2 separate regions of the Homo sapiens genome follow, and region 1 is linked to region 2. Evidence: chromatin contacts called from ENCODE Hi-C or POLR2A ChIA-PET data. All regions are on one chromosome and are shown on one strand. Each heading gives the region's core, a stretch centred on a gene start or an enhancer-like site at or near the end of the contact. The rest is flanking DNA. Distances are from core to core; before and after follow the strand shown. Region 1 overlaps LTBP1 (latent transforming growth factor beta binding protein 1). Region 2 holds the start of TTC27 (tetratricopeptide repeat domain 27).

Region 1 (6,087 bases), core at 2,878-5,377, 410 kb after region 2:
TAAAGATTCACCTAAAACATATTCTGTTTCATGAAGGAAATGTGACAACCTATTCATTACAGTCAGTTACCAATATAGAGAGCTGTTCCCAAATGTTTAGAATTAGCTGGACTGTCTACTGTAGACACAGAATTTATTTTTTAAAAAACTCTCTTTCCGAGAGTTTCAGTGCTTTCAGAGCACTGCCTTTTGTTTCTTTGCCTGACGTTGGTGTTTTGCCAAGTGCTGGTATTTGGAGGTTTGATGGACAGCATTCGAAGTGAGGCATCAGTCTTCCTTAATTTGTTCAAAGCCTCTTTATGCAGCAGCTAATCCTTCCTAATTATATTTCTAGGAAGGATGTTCTTAACTCAGACGGGAAGAAGACATAGACATTTTGACATTAGGATGCACTTCACTCCAAGAAAAGAAATTTGAAAGGAAACACTCTCCCAATTCCCATTCCTTACCCCCTGGGCACAAGCAACCATTTTCCCCTGCCCCATTTATGAAGCTCTTTTCTCTCCCTCTCCATTCCTCTTTCATTCCTGTGGCTCCTATTTATCTCCTGGCTTAATGAAGCTATTTTGAAGGAGCTAAAAAAAATTCAGAAAAAACCATTTCCGTGTAGTGAGGCAGGCATTTCACACCTTAATTGCTTTAACGTCTTGAAAGGTGAAAGGTGACCTGTGAGTCTAAACAGTTGGAAAATTTAGTGTGCATATTTGAAATGCTTTACATAAAGTTGAAACACTTCACAGTCTCCTTGATTAATTTCTTTGTTGCCGTGCTGCTTTGTATTAATTTAATTTAGTGACTTTTATGTGAAAGTAAATATGTAAGTCAGTGGCATTATGTTTATTAGATTATTTTCCTTTAATATTTTAAGCAGACTAAATGCGGCTTCTGTCAAATGAGTCTTTAATAAATAAATTGCTGTCTGTGAAGTCTTAGTGGCTTTGAATGGTCTTATGAAGTGTGATCTTATCACCTTATGAAGCAATTTTGTGTTTCTTAGTTTTTTTTAGTGAGGTTGAACATTTTCCACATTTTTATAAGTCCTTCATATTTTTTATGTGGATAACTAACATCTTCACACCCTTTTCTGTTACATGTGCTTATAATTTTCTTTAATTTCTAAGAGCTCTTTTCATATTAAAGATTGTTTTTATCAAATATTTAAGAATTCTCCAAGGGAAGGTACTTTTATGCAAAAAATATTATTAGTACTCTGGTTTTTTTTATGCTCAAATTTGGAAGAAACGTCTTAAATTGGATTGTAAAAAATCCCCCCTTGTCCATGAGGACAAGAATACAATCTGTTACTCATTGACTGGGTAATTTATTTCAGAATTCTTTGGTCTTCTGAGAGGCTTATTGACTTACACAGACATAAATCGTAATATACTACTGAACCATCTATAACTTTCCAAGTTCTCTGTGCATTTCTAACTGGTTGCGTTATCTCTGGTTCACCATAGTGAAGATAGAATCTCAGTCCTCCTGGCCCCCAGAACACAGATTCTCAATAGTTGATTCATTCATTCCATCAGCAGATATTTACTGAGTGCCATCCACATACCAACTACTGTTCTAGGTACTCCAATTGGAGGGATCAGGCTAATGTGTCTGCAAAATACTGAATAACATAGCATAATACCTAATAAGCTGCTAAACTATGTGGTGCATAGTATAAATTCTAATGGCGAGTAAGGAAGGGGGAGATTGGCAGGGGCTGGAGGACTGGACTAAAGGAACATTGACCAGAGTTGGAAGGACTTGGAAAAGTGAAGGAGAGTCTGGCCTTTAAATAAATAACAGGTGGACGATAGGGTGGGAATGATTCTCCTGTTGGGGAATTGATCTCTTTGTGGGGATTGAAGAATAGCAGGAAATGAGATTGAGTGGGCAGGTCCAATTATGGAAAGCCTTGACAGTCAGACAGAGGAGCTCTGTGTAGGGCTCCGAGGAATATGAAGATGGCTCTGATAGTCACTGAAGAAGTGTCAGGCTCACCCTGGAAAGCCAGGTCAGGTGGGGTGCTAAGAGAGTGTGAGGGAAGGCCTGGGAGGCTGGCTGCTGGGCAGATGAGAGAGAGGGAGGCCTAGAGGAGCTGGCCCTGTGGAGTGTCTGTCTTGCACAGGGACTTGAGAGGAGAGGGATCTGATTCCCTTTAAAACAGGAAGGATTCAGACTGCCAGTCAAGAAAATAATTCCTTTGGATTCGGGTTAAGGAATTATGTGTAGTCTAATGTTGATCTCTCTCTCTACCTATGTTAAATGGAATGATATGTAATCTTATCCTCTTTAGGAACAGGAAAGTAGGGGATATCATTGAAGGCTTCCTGTTCCTTATTACACTCTATCCCTAGACTCAAATTCATCAACCCATAATCAAAACCAGATTTGATTTCCTTCTGTGTTGATCAAACTAACACATCATGCTCTGTAGAATAATCAAGGTCTTTTTTCCTGTTTCAAATGTTCAAGAGTTTTCTACCTTTATCTTTGTTGGCTTTATAGCTTTGCCATAACTACTTTTTGTTATCTCTACCCCTATCGATATCAACTTCCGTGTATCTTCTCTGTGTTTTTCTTGCTACACTAGGAGTGATCCACTCACCTATATTCCTCCTCCTTTAGGTGACAGAAGTCCTACATCTTGATTATCCTGTATTGGTGAACTGGAAAGGAACCTTGGGTAATCACACACAGATGTATAATAACCAACAGGTTGTTAGGCTCTAAATGTCTTCCTAGCTGGACTGCATTCTCATTAGTTATTATTTAAAATAATATAAAATAAGTAACAGTATGACACAAAAATTGCATATGTATTTGATACTATTAATAAAGCAGTTTTTGTTTCAGACTTATATTCATTTAATTTAGCTATTAAGGTCTAAAGTTGCTAGGAAAGTTTTTGTGATTTGCTTTGTGAAGTAGTGTAGTAACATGCTGCTTGATAAAAATAATGGTAATTGCCTTTCACAGAATCAGAAATGCTTTTCATACCTAGTGAGGAAATGCTATACTTCTTTTAAAAAACTTACATATCCATATCAGCTTTATGTTCAGATTAATTTAGGATGTTCATAAAAAACAAGGATTTGATCAAGCTCAGCTTTATGTTCAAATAATTTAGGATGTTCATGAAAAACAAGGATTTGATCAAGCTCCATTAGGAAGTCTTTGACAAGAAACCAAAAGAAATGATTGGGACTTTCAATTTCACATGTATTTGTTGAATATTTACTGTGTGCCAGGCAGTGTGCTAGCAGCCAAACTAAATAGTCTTTAGTTTCAATGAATAATTGATAACTGGAATGTTTCTTCCATCATTTCTAGTGTAAGTGGTTTTTTTTTTCATTTTTAGTAGAGAGCTATATTTTCATAGGACAAAACATGTAATACTGTCCCCTCTGTTGATATTAAGTCAGATATTTTATCTGTTCAGTCAAAGCCCAGTTCTGGTGTTAATGGGCCTGGATTTAATTAATTAAAGGATTAACTTACTGTATCATTACCTGTGTGCACCAGGCACCCTTCTGAATTGCAGACAGCATGTAGGAAGATCTAACTAAACTTTAACCTTACAAGTACAAACCACTTCTAGGTGTTCTCAGGTGTGAACAATCAGATGCAAGCGGGAAAGAGATCAGAAACACTGACAATAATAATGCATGAAATAATAGCTCCTGTAGAGTTTTAGAAGAAAGGGTTGAGCTGACTATGGTGGGGGAAAAAAGGGACTTTTTTTTTTTTTTAATGTGTGTGATGTTCTACAGAAACAGCAATCTGAAAGCTAACTGGCTGCAGCTGGATGGACTTTCTTTTGTATGGAGACGCTGCCTCTAGTGTTTAGGAAAAAATGCACACTAGAAAATAGTGCAACATTATGGTGCCATCTGTCTTGAAAATGAATTATTTTTTATTGTCTGCTTTATAGTAGTTCCCAGACAAAACTTGAAAAAACTTCAACTAGCTTTGGTGCTATTTTGCGTATGGACAGTTTCAGCAGGCAGAAGCCTTTAAAGTTGTATTTCAAAGCGCCTCAGGAGTTATCGATGTGATGTGATGAGACTGTTTGCCATATAAGCCTCTCAAGAGGCCACAGCCCTAACCCCCTCCCCGGCTCCCTGGGGGACAGGAGAGCAGATGGAGTCGTGTTTGCATCATTCACCGTCCTAATTGGGTTTGTGACTGGCTGTTAGGGCATCTTTCTCTCAGATGGCATTTTCTTCTTTAATTCAAAGTTTCACTTTCTCCTTAGCAGCGTTCTGGATTGTTTTTGAGGGAATGATGGCATGGATACGCAAATCTACAGAGTTAGAAGAAAGAGACGAGACTTGAAGGATTGTTGTTCTAAAAAAAAAAAAAAGGCTAAAATGCATTTATTTCTCAGACTTCTTTAGAATAAGTGCAAATGAAAAAGAATACTGAAAACATTTTCAGAACCCATGAAAACACTTGTCGGTATTAATATAATTAAGGTATTTAAGTTTAAATGTTTAAAGCTGATCTTTGAGGTGTTTTAGCTGGGCTTCTACTTGAAATTTTGTAGTGTGAATGTATATCAACTATTTATAAACTAGCTGAAGGGAGTTAAGCTATTAATGTTTGGATTTTAAAATCTATAAGGATCAGAAAATGGGTTTTGTATTCCATATCATCTAGAATGATGACAGGCCTGGAAGCATAGGACAGAGCTGGCACATTTTCAAAGGAATTCTTCCCTGGTCTGGATACTATAATGAGCACAACTGCATTTTGGTGGATTTATTATATACAGTACACAACATATATAACCATTTGGAAGTTGGGTTTGCTTTCTGGTTAGAGGTGCACTGGTTATAGCTGATTATGTATAGGGTTTGAAATAGCATCTGGTTAAAAATTTGAGGGGCTGACATTTCCTCTCAGAGACTGGTGAAAATGAATAAATACGCAATATGGAAATATCCATGCCAATCAATTAGTAGAAGGGTTTAAATAAAAAAAAAAGGATGCAATTTGAACATTTACGATTATGCCAGTGGGCAGCAGGTGGCAAGCTTTGCTTTTCAATGTTCTTCAGTTTTATTTTTATACCGCAGAATGCCAAAATTTGAAGAGGGGGGTTTAACTCCACTGGAATATGTCATTTCTTGGCAGTGCAACCTCGAACCACCTTCTTTGCTCATTGTGCATAATTGCCTTTCTTTGGATGCCGTAGCCGACCCTTGGTTCCCCTTGTTGCCGATGGATAGGAATTAATTCATATGAGCAATGTTCTATTCTCTTGTGATTTTAGCAACACGTTGCTAATGGAGAAAATAAATTAGAAACAAATGAGTTTCTTAAAGCAGTCCTTGTATGATTTATAAGAGATTTTCTTGTGTAGTTTTACTTAGTTCTAAATGACACATAAATTGCTTTTAATTTAAAAAATTCTAACTGGCTATATACCTTGATATGGAGATGAGAAGTAAGCAAAACTGCGTAGAGTTCCATGAAAGTGTTTTGAAAAATTAGAGAGGAAAAACACATTTTGAGACCAGAATAGAAGACCATTATCTTTTCATAGGCTAAACTGTGTAGTCAGGATTTGAATTTTAAATCCGGAAAAGAGAGCAAGCTTGAAATGGGAGTGATGGTGAGGTGGACACCAAATTATTTTATAGTCTACTGTATTTCTTCATACTTTCTAGATAAAAAATTCTTTTTGGGTTGTTTTATGCATTGTGAGAAATTCGGAAGAATGGAGAAGAATGCAAAAGCATATCAAATCACTGTAAACATTTAATAGTCTACAAATATTTAACACTTGCTGTGTACTCAATTTTTTGTAGGCCGTTTGTTAGAATTGAGTTCACATGGGGTATAATTCTACGTTCACGACTTGACATTCTCAACCTCAGTTCAGCATTTTTTCTTTTTAGAAAAGAGATCGTTCATAATGATTATAATTTACAACACACATATTTTAAAGGATAGTAATAAAAAAACCCAAACTGTTGTACCCACTACGTAGCTGAAGAAATAAAAACACTGTTGTCATTATCTTAGAGGCTCTTACGTGGTCCTTGTTAATTCCTTTATCCTTTTTTCCCAGAAAATAATTTATAT
Region 2 (5,803 bases), core at 2,995-5,494:
TGACAGTCTTGCTCTGTTGCCCAGGCTGGAGTGCAGTGGTGGGATCTCGGCTCACTGCAAGCTCCACCTCCCGGGTTCACGCCATTCTTCTGCCTCAGCCTCCCAAGTAGCTGGGACTACAGGCACCCACCACCACGCCTGGCTACTTTTTTGTATTTTTAATAGAGGTGGGGTTTCACCATGTTAACCAGGATGGTCTCCATCTCCTGACCTCGTGATCCGCCCGTCCCGGCCACCTGAAGTGCTAGGATTACAGGTGTGAGCCACCGCGCCCAGTCCTCAGTATACTCAAACAATAGTTCCCCTCTTCTGTTAGTATCTGTTAGCACCTATGAGACTTAAGATGTAAAACTTTTTTTTTTCTGAGACAGAGCCTCGGCTCTGTCGCCCAGGCTGGAGTGCAGTGGCATGATTTCAGCTCACTGCAACCCCTGCCTCCCGGCTTCAAGCGATTCTCATGCCTGAGCCTCCCTCCCGAGTAGCTGGGATTATAGGTGTGCACCACCACACCCAGCTGGGTCTTGCTTTGTCGCCCATGCTGGAGTGCAGTGGTGCAATCTCGGCTCATTGCAACCTCCACCTCCCGGGTTCAAGCAATCCTCCCACCTCAGCCTCCCTAGTAGCTGGGATTACAGGCGTGTGTCATCACGTGCAGCTAATTTTTTTATTAGAGACGGCGTTTCACCATCTTGGCCAGGCTGGTCTCAAACTTCTGACCTCAGGTGATCCGCCCGCCTTGGCCTCACAAAGTGCTGGGATTACAGAAGTGAGCCACCACACCCAGCCATGTGTTTGAACTAATTCTGTCTCCTATCTTTTTAAGTGGTGAAAGGGAGGCTGGATTTGTCATTAGCTCAAGCATAAGGAAGTCAGGATTGCGAATAGCATTTCATGACCCTTCCATCTCCTTTCATATTCATTAACAGAGCTCACATTTAATAATAATTTTTAACAGTGTTTGCAAATGTTTGTGGCAGCTTTATTTGAAGTAGCCAAAAACCGGAAACAACTTCAACATCCCTCCACAGATGAATAAATAAACATTGTGATGTATTCATACAATACATACTCTTCAGTTATATTTTTTAAATGAACATTGATACGTACTATATAAGAATATCAAAATAATTATGCTAAGTGAAAGAAGCCAGAAAAAAAGTATATACTGTATGATTCCATTATATAAATCTAGAAAATGCAAACTCATCAATAGTGACAGCAGATCAGTGGTTGCTTGGAGTGTAGAGGATGGGGATGGCAAGAGGGCCGGATTATAAAGAGGAACAAGGAAACTTTGAGGAGTGATGGATGTGTTCACCGTCTTGATTGTGGTGATGGTTCATGGGTACATACCTAAATTAAAACCTAACAAATTGTACAGTTAAAATATGTGCACTTTATGCCAATTATACCTGAATAATGCTTTTTATAAAATTGTTGTATGAAGCTTAAAATCTGGTCTCCCAAGACCAATATTCTCCAGAAGGCTTCTCCTGACATAACAATTCTTCCTTCTTCTGACACCGTTGGTCCCCTGCTCTTTCCAAACCCTGTGTGCCTCGGAACAATGGCCCTGCAACCACCGCTTTCCTTCAGAGAGTGAGCCAGTCCTTGCCCTGTGCTTCCTTCTAGTCAGTGCAACCAAACTCTGATCTGGTCCTCCTTGACCCCTCTGATGCTCCCATGGCACCATTATTTTCTCCAATCTCCTAGCCTCTTGTAATACTTGTTGAATTTACATCTCCAGCCATCCTCCTTCCTATTTTTTCTCCTTTTGGAAGAAACGATGCAAAACCTTGTTTCCTTGTCACACAGTATTTCAAAATAGAGGTGTTATAATTGTATTTATTTTTTACTGTAGACCAAACATTACTATAAACATTTAGCTAGAATCACTAGTTTAGAGAAGATGAGATTTTGTAATAGGTTGGGAACTACTTGACATAAGAGACGAGAAAGGAAACAACATGGATTAGAGGCATAAAATAAGCCAAGGATAGTCCTAAATTCTGTTAAAAGTATCTCTCACTTACCTCATTCTTAGTCTTGAATATGGAGACTTCTGGCTTTCTATCTCCACTGGGCCCTGGAACTGTGGCAGCCAGAGCCTCACCTTCCAGGTAGGAGATTTAAAGAGTCTTTTGGAGAAATCTGACCAGCCCAAGAAAAAAAGACTTTTAGATAGTGACATACAGGATCCCAATAGACTCGTCAGCCAAGGCATTCTATACTGAATCCTACAGTAGATATTTCATTGCCTGCTCAATTTCCACTCACTATGTACATATTTTTAATCGAGACCATATTCCCCACCTACTTTATTACTGGAATTCACTTTGCTTGAAGGGAGATTAGGCAGACTTCAGTCACCATCATCATCTAGCATACCACATTTAAAACAAACCAACCTTGAATTTAACTGAAAGTTGCAAGTTTACTATGTGGATTAACGGGGTGCTACATACAGGTGAGGAACTTTGGCAGAGCGGCCAGTGTGTTTTTACAGACGTTCATCTTTAACAATTATCAAATTAGTTTAGACAGTGCTGGCTTTTATACTTAAGGAAATGAACAGACAACCTGGTCAAGTATCATTTTCTAGAAAAATAGTGGGGTTTTTTTTGTTTGTTTATTTTTTTGAGACGGAGTCTCGCTCTGCTGCCCAGGCTGGAGTGCAGTGGCGCGATCTTGGCTCACTGCGACCTCCGCCTCCTGGGTTCAGGCCATTCTCCTGCGGCAGCCTCCTGAGCAGCTGGGACTACAGGCGCCCGCCACTACGCCCGGCTAATTTTTTAAAAAAATATTTTTAGTAGAGATGGGGTTTCACCTTGTTAGGCAGGATGGTCTCCATCTCCTGACCTCATGATCCGCCCGCCTCGGCCTCCCAAAGTGCTGAGATTACAGGCGTGAGCCACTGCGCCCGGCCTGAAAAACAGTTTTTAATTACTTCTCAGTGGGAGGACATTTTAGGGCATCCGCTCTTCTCCAATCACAGTCAGGTCCGGCTTCCTTTGGTATCTGATGGCAATGGCTGAAATGAGCTGAGCTGAGTTCCTCTCCCTTCACATTCTGGAGTGGCTCTTTACTGAGTAAGAAAGTGAATTAACATTTATTTAGCTTCTTCCTTGGAGCTGGGTACCGGGTCAGCCTCTTTTCAGAGAGCTTTTGCTCTTGTGGTCAGAGTTACCCTGCAGTTTTCTCCTGGCTCTTACATGACATATCTCAGTACAGGTGTCAAGCCAATGGGACAAAGCCATAGTCCTGTTTTCCTTCCCTCCTTCCCTCCCTCCCTCCCTTCCTTCCTTCTTCCCTCCCTCCCTCCCTCTTTCCTATTGCCCAGGCTGGAGTGCAGTGGCACCATCTCAGCTCACTGAAACCTCCGCCTCCCGGGTTCAAGCAATTCCCCCGCCTCACCGTCCCGAGTAGCTGGGTTTACAGGGGTGCCCCACTACGTCCGGCTAATTTTTGTATTTTTAGTAGAGACGGGTTTCACCATATTGGCCAGGCTGGTCTCGAACTCCTGACCTCAGGTGATCCATCCGCTTCATCCTCCCAAAGTGCTGAGATTACAGGCGTGAGCTACCGCGCCCGCCCTCTAACTGTTTCTTTGGAGTGCTGCTAGGAAGATTCAAAGAAGTGCAAATAAGGTACCAGCGGAGGCTGGTTTGTCTCCTTGCAATTTCTTTGTGATCACCCCTGGGATCACTCTTCTACAGCGTTCCGACAGTGTTCCAAAAACTTCCCTGCACCAGCGGCAGGGGCAGATTTCCCACCCGGCCATGATTCATGTAGAGCAGTGTCAAAACCAGATCCTTTCCTTACACGCTCATTCGCCGAAAGACCCATGCTATGCTGACGGGGTTCCAACCTGGGCTTCACCGACTCCACGTCAGAGGGTCTGTGATTCCCTGAGAGGGTACCCTTAGGCTGAGAGCAAGGGCCCACCTGCACTCTGCGCGAAGGACTGTGGTTTTCATCGGGTTGTCGAGAGCGTTCTAACCCAAAATGCTTTAAGAATCACAACTCTAGCCCTTCTAATCAAACTGCTTTGGCCAAGACGTCCGTTTTGAGTTGCATTTGAACCCTAGCCCTCGGTGGGAGGCACACTCACTTCCACGTTCACAGTTCTTGGAAGCGGTCCCACTGGGGGCGGGGCTGAGCGCGACCGCGCCCTCAACTCCCCCTATTGCCCGCCCCGGGGTGGGGCATAACCACCCAACAGGCTCCTTACTCAAGCTCGGGTTCTTCTCCTAGGCGGAAGCCAGACCAGAGAGCGTGCGTGTTTTTCCCAGGGTGCCCCGCGCTGCTGTTATGGCCGCCTCCTTGAGGTAGTATCCGCACATGGAATTCTAGGGCCGCAGGTGTATTTACGGTAACTGTCGCCACTAGATTTCAGCGCCTTTGGACTCTCCTGTTTTCACTTTCTTTTGTTGACTCCCGTGTGGCCCTCGTGGGAGCCTGTTTTGGCTGCAGCGGTGTCTGGGGTGATGTGGACCCCGGAGCTGGCAATTCTGAGGGGATTCCCCACTGAGGCTGAGCGGCAGCAATGGAAACAGGAGGGGGTCGTCGGTTCAGGTGAGAGGCGCACCTACCGGGCCTTAGGCTATCGTGGGAACTGTGAGGAAAAGGGATGGCAGCGACTGATTCTCATCCCTCCCTTCATTTTTCCCTAACACAGTCTAGCTGATTCCTTGAGGCTTTGGGTCGTTTAGTCTTTGACATGGTGGGCGTGGTCCTCACTTTCTTTGCGCAAAACTTCTTACCGCCCAGGTTCAGTAATAATGACAATGGCAATGTCAGTTATTTTTCTAAGCCCTTAACATGTACTCAGTCATTTAATGCTTATAGTAGATACTTAAGGTAGATTCAATTTTTAATCCCATTTTGCGGTGAAGATCTGTAAATACAGTTGGGTTAAGTAATTTTATTTTATCTATTTATTTATTTATTTATTTATTTATTTATTTATTTATTGAGACGGAGTTTTGCTTTTTGCCCAGGCTGGAGTGCAATGGCGCGATCTCGGCTCGCTGCAACCTCCGCCTCCCGGGTTCAAGTGATTCTCCTGCCTCAGCCTCCAGGGTAGCTGGGATTACAGGCATGCGCCACCACGCCCGGCTAATTTTGTATTTTTAGTAGAGTCGAGGTTTCACCATGTTGGCCTAGCTGGTCTGGAACTCCTGACCTCAGATGATTCGCCTGCCTCAGCCTCCCAAAGTGCTGGGATTACAGGCCTGAGCCACCGCGCCCGGGTCTGGTTAAGTAATTTATTTAAGGTCACACTGTTGGTAAGCAGAGGAGCTAAAATGAGGCAGCAAAGTTGTTTTTTTGGGGGGATGGAGTCTCCCTCTTGTTGCTCTGGCTGGAGTGCACTGGTGCCATCTCGGCTCACTGCAACCTCCGCTTCCCCGGTTCAAGCGATTCTCCTGCTTCAGCCTCCAAAGTAGCTGGGACTACAGGCATGCACCACCATGCCCGGCTAATTTTGTGTTTTTAGTAGAGACGGCTTTCATCATGTTGGTCAGGCTGGTCTGGAACTCCTGACCTCAGGTGATCCACCCGCCTCGGCCTCCCAAAGTGCTGGGATTACAGCCATGAGCCACCATGCACGGCCTAGGCGGCAATGATTTATTTTTTTTATTTTTTTGAGACAGAGTCTCGCTCTGTCGCCTAGGCTGGAGTGCAGTGGCGCGATCTCGGCTCACTGCAAGCTCCACCTCCCGGGTTCACGCCATTCTCCTGCCTCAGCCTCCCGAGTAGCTGGGACTAAAGGCGCCTGCCACCACGACCAGCTAATTTTTTT

What was found. A loop is a pair of places that touch in the nucleus more often than their neighbours do. ChIA-PET counts read pairs that join two places held with the same protein, here RNA polymerase II (POLR2A). Pooled maps may share reads with other maps.
Region 1: a map of mammary epithelial cell shows a loop between it and region 2 (7-fold over the local background). The contact joins the enhancer-like site here to the promoter of TTC27 in region 2. A Hi-C loop is called at or near these places in 3 of 168 maps with a recorded cell type or tissue (ascending aorta, heart left ventricle and mammary epithelial cell) and 13 of 50 pooled maps. POLR2A ChIA-PET finds 5 or more read pairs at or near these places in 3 of 52 experiments (A673, HEK293 and WTC11).

Annotation. Positions count from the first base shown.
Region 1 is chr2:33,029,883-33,035,969 of GRCh38, forward strand. The region is part of intron 3 of LTBP1 (latent transforming growth factor beta binding protein 1); the gene reads left to right. Among named protein-coding and RNA genes, the nearest start is that of LTBP1, 86 kb to the left of the region's middle. Within about 2 kb of position 4,128, at least 5 of the 41 ENCODE cell types and tissues checked have a DNase peak (open chromatin) inside an H3K27ac peak, as active enhancers do; they include ascending aorta, where a contact is called at or near this core.
Region 2 is chr2:32,623,806-32,629,608 of GRCh38, forward strand. TTC27 (tetratricopeptide repeat domain 27) reads left to right here and starts at 4,245. Exons shown (of 20, transcript NM_017735.5): 1 at 4,245-4,575. The coding sequence starts at 4,488. LOC124905985 (a long non-coding RNA gene) reads right to left here and starts at 2,973. Exons shown (of 3, transcript XR_007086273.1): 1 at 2,828-2,973; 2 at 2,034-2,151; 3 at 958-1,365. RefSeq lists enhancers at 3,445-4,106, 3,825-3,884, 4,107-4,766, 4,295-4,354 and a silencer at 4,605-4,734.